Regions from separate parts of the Homo sapiens genome. Here region 2 is linked to region 1. A link is an interaction called in ENCODE POLR2A ChIA-PET data of the cell type or tissue named here. Cell type or tissue: PC-9. All regions are shown on one strand. Each heading gives the region's core, and the rest is flanking DNA. Links, peaks and the distances in the headings are about the cores only.

Region 1 (4,907 bases), core at 648-4,647:
ACAGGTTCTTGAAACTTCCTGGCAGTCTGCTTCAGGTTACATAGATTATGACACATCCTACTGAGAAATTAAATTGCTGCAAAATATTAAACCAGAGACATCTATTTCAAAAGCTCTATGTAGGCAAAGTGTGTCTTTTTCACAACTCTACATCCACCTTCAGTGTCATTTTACTATTTATTGTCTGTTTTGTGTTCTATAATATAGCAAACAAGCAAGTGCATGTCTCTTAAATCAGACGTGATAAAGCTATCATCAGGAAGACTAGGAATATCAACTGCTAGTGGCTTTCTACTGGGGGAATACAAGGGGTTGGGAGATATTTTGGAACAGGGTTAATCGCCTTGTTTTCCAGCAATCATATCAAAAATTAAGTCACATCTACCTGGTTAAAAAAAACAGTTTTGTAGTAATTTATTTTTGTATTTGGTGTTGAAACTTCTAATGTTTCTGAAGAATTTGAAAAATTAATTCCTGCATTTAGTCAACAAATATTGATTTAATGTGGACACTTTAGGAATAAAAATACGAATCAGATACAGATTTTTCCTTCCAGGACAGTAGACTCTCCTAAGAGAAATACACCATGTACACATGGAACAATGCTAGAAACTAGGATGTAAAAAGTCCTTTTACATAGAAAGGGCTATGAGAAAAGTAATAATAAAGATAAGAAAAGAGAAAAAAATCTTTTCAGGTAGGAGATTACAAGAAGACATTTGGAGGACTGGTGTGTCCATCTGTTTCTGTTGGGGGTGAAATAGTAAGTGGGGGCATTTCTCATAGAATATAAATTTTGAGACACTTAAAAGAACAACGAACAAGTTGTTTTATCTGGAATACAATAGTTATTACAAAGCATAACAGAAGGAACTGAATTAGAAAGGGACAGTGCATCTAGACAGTGGTATTCTTCAATAATTACGGTGTGAACTCATTAAAGGTATTTGATCAGAAACCTGGATAATTCAGAATTATTCATGAGGACAATTTAATCTGGTGACAACACATAATTATAGGGAAGAGGGGAAAGGTAACATTAGAGAAGGGAAACCCTAACAGAAGGCTATTGCAAATATAACAAAGCAAAAGCAGTGATATTCTAAATGATGATAAGCTCAGTGAGAATAGAGGGAGAGATGAGATAGAGAGGGATCAGTTATCAGCATTTATTGAGCATTTACTCTATGCTAGGCACTGTGCAGAGAATTCTGTATGGATTATCTCATTTTAACTACAGAACAAGCTTATGAGGTAATATGAAAGAAATAAAGCTTTGCATTTTGTTTACAGTCAGGAAACAGCCAAAGACTGCCTTTTACACTTTCATAAGATGAGCTGCTCCTGTGTGAACTGCTTTCCCTCATACAAGAGGCTACAGATTAGTTGGAAGATCAAATAAGATAAAAGAAAAAAAGAACTCTGAACTTATTCATAAGCTGCCGTTAATAAATGGTAAACTATATGAACTAACATTATTTCATACAGCAGACTATTAAGATTTCAATACTTTTTTAAAAAAAACAATGATTTCTAGGTTTTAGAGTTAATACAAAATAATGGCCTCTTTGGCAACATGATTTGGTGCATCAGAGAGTCTTTATTATCTTTTTACATTGGAGGTCAAAAAAGATGGAGAAAGAATCTTTAATTTATGATAAAGGACAAGAAATGTTCTAATTTTATTTCTATTTCATCATGGCAACCAAGGCAATTTGTAGGACAAAACCTGAGTGAAGTATGTGTTTAGTTTTATAAGTTTGATTTATATCTATCTAAGGCTCCTGGCTCAGTCTGATTGTTATTTATTATTACTTTTCAATAAAAGCTAATTTTTAATCTCAAGAAAGAATATATATACACACATATATATGTATATATACACACATATATATGTATATATACACATATATACACACATATATGTGTATATACACATATATACATACATATATATGTGTATATACACATATATACACACTATATATGTGTATATACACATATATATACACACACATGTGTATATACACATATATACACACTATATATGTGTATATACACATATATACACACACATATGTGTATATACATATATATACACACACATATGTGTATATACATATATATACACACACATATGTGTATATACATATATATACACACATATATGTGTATACATATACACACATATATGTATATACATATACACACATATATGTATATATACGTATATATACATATACACACATATATGTATATATACGTATATATACATATACACACATATATGTATATATACGTATATATACGTATATACACACATATATGTATATATACGTATATATACACACATATGTATATATACGTATATACACACACATATGTATATATACGTATATACACACACACATATGTATATATGCGTATATACACACACATATGTATATATGCGTATATACACACACATATGTATATATGCGTATATACACACACATATGTATATATGCGTATATATACACACATATGTATATATGCGTATATATACACACATATATGTATATATGCGTATATATACACACATATATGTATATATACGTATATATACACACATATATGTATATATACGTATATATATATATAGTGTGTGTGTGTGTATGTGTGTGTGTATGGCAATGATTTGAATGCCTCTTCTGAAACTCATGTTGCCATTTAATTGCCATTGTGACAGTATTAAGAGGTAGAACTGTTATGAGGTGATTAAGTCAGGATGGCTCCACCCCATGAATGAATTAATGTCGTTATTGCAGGAGTGGGCTCATTATTGCAACAGTGGGAATTTATAAAAGCCAGTTTGGTTCTCTCTTGCTTGCTCTCATGCTCTCTTGCACTTCCGCCTTCCACCATGGGATGATGCAGCATGAGAGCCCTCACCAGATCCTGGCACCTTGCTCTTGACTTTCCAGCCTCCAGAACTATGAACCAAACAAATTCTGTTCATTATAAATTACCTGGTTTGTGGGTATTCTATTACAGCAACATAAAATGGATAAAGACTATATATATATATACACACACACACACACACACACACACTCACAAATATATATTCATATTATATACTTAACTGTATTCAATATTAGCATCTCAATTTTACAGGTTAAAAAATATTCTGAAGATTAGTTAGCTAAATAGCATACTCAAGGTTGTACAGTAAGTAAAAGATTCAGAAATTTAAGATAATTATTTACTTATTTATGGATCTTTCAATTTATTTATGTATATTACACCATAAAAAAACCACCTTAATGAAGACAGGTACAGTTGACCCTTGAACAGCATGTGGGTTCGGAGTGCCAACCCTTTGTATAGTCAGAAATCTGAGTAGAACTTTTAACTCTCCAAAAACCTAACTGCTAAATAGCCTGCTGTTAACTGGAAGCCTTTCCAATAACATAAACTGTTGATTGACACATGTTTGTATGTTATATGTATATATACTGAATTTTTACAATAAAGTAAGCTAGAAAAAATGTTATTAAGAAAATCATAAGGAAGAGAAGACATATTTCTTCTCAATGGAAGTGCAGCATCATAAAGGCCTTCATCCTTCTCATCCTTAGGTTGAGTAGACTAAGGAGGAGAAGGAACAAGAAGGGTTAGTGTTGCTGTCTCAGGGGTGGCAGAGAAAGAGGTAGACAGGTAGAAGGGGAGGCAGGAGAGGCAGGCACACTTGATGTAACTTTTACTGAAAAAAAATTAATGTATTAAGTGGCCGTATGCAGTTCAAACCCATGCTGTTCAAGGATTAACTGTGTATGGACTGTTTTTCACTCCTATATTTTCAGTACCTAAAACATTTCCTGGCTAAATCAATATGGTTGCATAGATAAATGAAGGCAAGTAGTATGACCTCTGAATCACTATTCTCAGCCACTGAATACTGCAGCTTCTCTGGAGACACTCAGAGACTTGGATGGATGAGGAATAAGGGTGAGGTGCTGTAAGTCAGAGAAAACTAGGATGACACACACATGAGTAAGAACAGGTTTAAATGAGATAATATTACAATATTAGAATATATGCTGATTTGTGTGCTCACCAAATGTTTGCCTTTTCAGTTCACACCTTGTCCAACTTTGTAACAGTTATGGACTTTTGGGTTTTTTTCCTCACAATAAGCCTATGTTCTGTAAGCATGAAGTTATTGTGTTTTAAGATTTTTAAAAAAATTTTACTTTAATTTCTAGGATACATGTGCTGAACGTGCAGGTTCGTTACATAGGTATACGTATGCCATGGTGGTTTGCTGCACCTATCAACCCATCATCTAGTTTTTAAGCCCTGCATGCATTAGATATTTGTCCTAATGCTCTCCCTCCGCTTCCCCCCACTCTTTTTCCTATATGTGTTAATTGGAGATTGGCTGAATTGGAAAGTTAATATTTTTGTCTATATTTAGTTTCTAGGATTTAAATACTAACTCAGTTTTGTTTCCTGGGAATAAAATTGTCTCTTTATTGTATTATAACATGAGATTTTGATGTTTTAATTTGTAGATTTAAAAGTTAATTCACACTGGTTGTGAATAAAGCATTTGTGAAACTAACATAAAAATAGTTTCCCATACAAAATATAATGTCCATGCAATATTTATTTAAAAGTTTATTTTAGCTCCGGAAAGGTGTTGAAGATTATTCTATTAAAAGTTGAATTGTGTTTGGGATATTTTCTATTGTATGGGTATAAACAATGTCCCCACATAAATTCATTCTTGAAGATAACCCAAAGCCCCTTTTACATTAATTTCTCATGTCACTTATAAAGTAACATGCAACATTTTCAATTTCTATTATTAAAAATAGTACTAAATGATTTCACATCAATTCTTATATTTGACAGAATAAAAA
Region 2 (4,907 bases), core at 341-4,340, 970 kb before region 1:
GGCATCATCCTCAGAGACTCTGAATCTATAGACCTGGGGTAGGCCCCAGAAAGTGGCATTCCAACAAGCATCCCAGGAGATTCAGACGCAGGTAGCGGGTGGATTATAGCAGCGGGTGGATTACATTTTGAATAACTGTAACACATAGTTTCTGTGATGGGACAAGCTGTGTGAAGTATCAGGAGCTTATTTCTCCATTGCAAGTTTAGATCTGGGGTAGAATCTCAGCGAGAGGGCACAAAGCTTACTCTGTCCTTCTGGTCTCGCTTTTAAACTTTATTCCTTATTTTGTATAACTTCGTTTAGGCCCAGAGAATGCCAATGACTAACTGCTCTTAATACATTAAATTAAAGCTCATTCAAAAGCAGGTTAATTAAAAGAAATTATCTAGCCAACTTTTTGGTATAAAGCAAAATACAGAGTTATACTTTCTGCTCAAGTAGCATGTAGCTTTTAAGAATATAGACTCTAATGATTGCCATTCTAACTGGTGTGAGCTGATATCTCATTGTGGTTTTGATTTGCATTTCTCTGATGGCCAGTGATGATGAGCATTTTTTCATGTGTCTTTTGGCTACATAAATGTCTTCTTTTGAGAAGTGTCTGTTCATATCCTTTGCCCACTTTTTGATGGGGTTGTTTGTTTTTTTCTTGTAAATTTGTTTGAGTTCATTGTGGATTCTTGATATTAGCCCTTTGTCAGATGAGTAGGTTGTGAAAATTTTCTCCCATTTTGTAGGTTGCCTGTTCACTCTGATGGTAGTTTCTTTTGCTGTGCAGAAGCTCTTTAGTTTAATTAGATCCCATTTGTCAATTTTGGCTTTTGTTGCCATGGCTTTTGGTGTTTTAGACATGAAGTCCTTGCCCATGCCTATGTCCTGAATGGTAATGCCTAGGTTTTCTTCTAGGGTTTTTATGGTTTTAGGTCTAACGTTTAAGTCTTTAATCCATCTTGAATTAATTTTTGCATAAGGTGTAAGGAAGGGATCCAGTTTCAGCTTTCTACATATGGCTAGCCAGTTTTCCTAGCACCATTTATTAAATAGGGAATCCTTTCCCCATTGCTTGTTTTTCTCAGGTTTGTCAAAGATCAGATAGTTGTAGATAGGCGGCATTATTTCTGAGGGCTCTGTTCTGTTCCATTGATGTATATCTCTGTTTTGGTACCAGTACCATGCTGTTTTGGTTACTGTAGCCTTGTAGTATAGTTTGAAGTCAGGTAGCGTGATGCCTCCAGCTTTGTTCTTTTGGCTTAGGATTGACTTGGTGATGCGGGCTCTTTTTTGGTTCCATATGAACTTTAAAGTAGTTTTTTCCAATTCTGTGAAGAAAGTCATTGGTAGCTTGATGGGGAGAAATAGGAATACTTTTACACTGTTGGTGGGACTGTAAACTAGTTCAACCATTGTGGAAGTCAGTGTGGCGATTCCTCAGGGATCTAGAACTAGAAATACCATTTGACCCAGCCATCCCATTACTGGGTATATACCCAAAGGACTATAAATCATGCTGCTATAAAGACACATGCACACGTATGTTTATTGTGGCACTATTCACAATAGCAAAGACTTGGAACCAACCCAAATGTCCATCAATGATAGACTGGATTAAGAAAATGTGGCACATATACACCATGGAATACTATGCAGCCATAAAAAATGATGAGTTCATGTCCTTTGTAGGGACATGGATGAAATTGGAAACTGTCGCAAGGACAAAAAACCAAACACTGCATGTTCTCACTCATAGATGGAAATTGAACAATGAGAACACATGGACACAGGAAGGGGAACATCATACTCTGGGGACTGTTGTGGGGTGGGGGGAGGGGGGAGGGATAGCATTAGGAGATATACCTAATGCTAAATGACGAGTTAATGGGTGCAGCACACCAGCATGGCACATGTATACATATGTAACTAACCTGCACATTGTGCACATGTACCCTAAAACTTAAAGTATAATAAAAAAAAAATATAGACTCTAACATGTTTAATTCATTTGCAAATATTTAATCTTGAGGTAATGCATGCTCAAATATTACTAAGTTGCCTGATTCTTCCCACATACATCAGGGTCAGGTTGACAGTAAAGATGCATAAACATGCCTTGGGCCTTTTAATGCACACTTACCCAGAAACAAGAGTGAGGAAGAGATTCATTTTGAGGTTGTGTCCTGGGGTGGCAGGAGCAAGTCCAATGGAGGAATAGAGACTTGGGTTCAGGTCAGAGTCTCTACCACTTACCTGTGCTGAGACCACAGGTGAGACCTAACCTGCCTGAGCCTCCGTTTCCTCATTTGTAGAGTCAGATTTCCTTTTGCTATTTATTAAATGAGATAATGTATGAAAATGCCTGGCACTTAGTGGATACTTAACATGTACCATGTTCATTCTATTCCCTTTGCCTCCTAGCAAATCCTTAACCTCTTGCTCACTGTGATATTTTGCATGTTTTCACATGGTGACATGCCAAGTGGTAGAGAAGGAAGCCACGGCCTGTGATGAACTGTATGGGGTGGTCACAGAACCTTAGCTTTTTATTCTCACTGCTTATGTCATTGATCCCCTGGGACCCAAAGATGCACCCTGGAAGAAAGATCAAGAAGCATTTGGTGCTAGATTCACTAGCAAGCTATCTTTAGTATCTCTTTTAGACTTGACAATGTCATTATTTCCACTAACAGATGAGGAAGTTGAGACTTGAGAAGTCATGCATTCAGATACGGTGGTGGTGTAGCTGGATTTTGAATTAGTATGGGGCAAAGGCCATGTTCTCTTTACTGTCGCTGACTGCTTCTCTAGGGCACAGTCCTGGACCTCAAAGAATCTGCACTTTGGCACGGGAGCTAAGACTTGTAGCTGTAATAAAAGTGACTCATTCCTGAGCCAAACACTGGGGTTTTCACCGGAGATAAATTGATGAACAAAGTATGCAAATACTGCCCTGCCCTCTTGAAACTGATGATCTAGTAATAAATTAACAGAATCTGCCATGACCTATCAGAACTTGAACTAGTTAGGGGAAGGCTTTCCCTAGCGTGAAGTGACATCAAACTTGCGATGTGAACAATGAGAAGTTAAGTAGGTATATTAGTCAATTTTCACATTGGTGACAAAAACAACCTGAGACTGGGAAGAAAAAGAGGTTTAATTGGACTTACAGTTCCACATGACTGGGGAGCCTCAGAATCATGGCAGGAGGTGAAAGACACTTCTTACATGGCGGCAGCAAGAGAGAATGAGGAAGATGAAAAAGCGGAAACTCCTGATAAACCCATCAGATCTCGTGAGACTTATTCACTACCATGAGAACAGTATGGGGGAAACTGCCCCCATGATTCAAGTTATCGCCCACTGGGTTCCTCCCACAACATGTGGGAATTAGGGGAGTACAATTCAAGATGAGATTTGGATGGAGGCACATCCAAACCATACCAATAGGTAAGGTGGACAGCATTGGAAGTAAAGAAGAGCCTTCTAGGTTGAGAGAACTGCCTGTGACTGCCTGTGCAAAGGTCCTGGGGTAGGAAGGAATGAAACAGTCAAGGTAGTCAGAGTCCAAAGGTTGAGGAGAAGGCTAACACAGGATAAGGCAGGACAGGTAGGCAGGGCTATGTTATGGAGGGCATCGGGGATGGTGGGATTGTGTCATGATTATATTTTGTGGTTATAAAGGTCTAACTTCAGGATAAATGCATTGAAGAGAAGTTGAGTGCAGGCAAGGAGGTCAGATAGGAGCCTGTTGCAGTATTTAGGTAAAATGGAATGTGGTTTAGATGAGAGAGGCAGTGTAGTTATCAACTGAGATATGAACTCCTAAGAGTACCTCTATCACTTATTACCTATGTGAATTTGATCAAGTTCCTTACCATTTGTATCTCCAAATTTCTTTATGCATAAAATAATTACTATGGTCTACCTAATAGGGTTGTTGAAAGGATAAAATGGATTAGTAAGTGTAAAATATATAGAATAATGCCTGGCATGTAGTACATGTCCATTAGACTTCAGCGGTTATTGTCAGTAATGCAGATGGAGAGGTGGATAGAATCAGTAGCTATTTAGATCAAGTTGACTGGATTTGATGATAGCTTACATATGTAAGGTTGGAAGGTAAGTGCATCAAGAGTGATCGCAAAATGTATGTAAATGTGTGTAAATAGTACAGTGGGGCACAAGTTGACCAGTGATAGGAAAAGCTTCTTGAAGGAAGTAGTAGCTGAATTGGACCTTTTAGGACTGGAACATGCAAAAGAGGATTATATAGCCCTGGTGAAAAGAGTGACCCAATGTTCTTCAGTTCTGAAGACTGCTGGGAGGAGGAAGAGTTCTTTCTCACCTGAGGCTACTTTACCAGAAGTTCTCTCAGTCTAAATCACAAATCCTAGTGATTGTGTATCATCCTTTCCTCCACTTCCTGCCAAGCTCAGCAACTCAAAATATGCTGTTGGTCCTGAGAAAGGAAACTGGGCTAATCCCTTCCTTCTGAGGCTGCTGAATAGGAGCTTGGCTTTCATCAGAAAGATGCTTTCACTCCCAATTATTACAAGATCATCTTGCAAATTCCCATTTTCTAGAAGGCTGATTGCTTGTTCAGAATGCTCATGGCAAACACTGTTGGTTACCCACTCAGCAGTCATGACCTCTTTTTCCTTATTAACACCTGAATTTGATCAGTCCATGGTAGACTCAGCCTGTGGATACATCATGGTGTAAGCCAGTCATGGTAATCCTATCTCCATTTATCAGATACTTATTCTTCCAGCTTCCTGGTAGCTGAGGGTGACTAGTGATAATATTCTGACATACAGGAAGTTTGCTCAGAAGCTTCTAGGATGTGGGAAGAGAAGCCCTGCCTTTTTTGGATACTCTCATATGAAGAAAAGATACTTGGAACTGCTGCT

The links. ChIA-PET counts read pairs that join two places held together with the same protein. Peaks named below come from ENCODE experiments on the same cell type or tissue, not always from the same donor. Only the 100,000 strongest peaks of a DNase experiment are listed, where the experiment ranks them.
Region 2: POLR2A ChIA-PET joins it to region 1 with 5 read pairs; 2 of 35 experiments call an interaction of 5 or more read pairs at or near these places.

What each region holds. Positions count from the first base shown.
Region 1 is chr9:73,121,879-73,126,785 of GRCh38, forward strand. No RefSeq gene overlaps it. Among named protein-coding and RNA genes, the nearest start is that of ANXA1, 28 kb to the right of the region's middle. In PC-9, for the core only: no CTCF peak of the experiment used is centred there; no DNase peak of the experiment used is centred there.
Region 2 is chr9:72,151,998-72,156,904 of GRCh38, forward strand. All of the region lies in intron 1 of GDA (guanine deaminase), which reads left to right. Among named protein-coding and RNA genes, the nearest start is that of GDA, 5.0 kb to the left of the region's middle. In PC-9, for the core only: no CTCF peak of the experiment used is centred there; a DNase peak (open chromatin) is centred at 2,824; H3K4me3 peaks cover 198 bases; H3K27ac peaks cover 1,079 bases.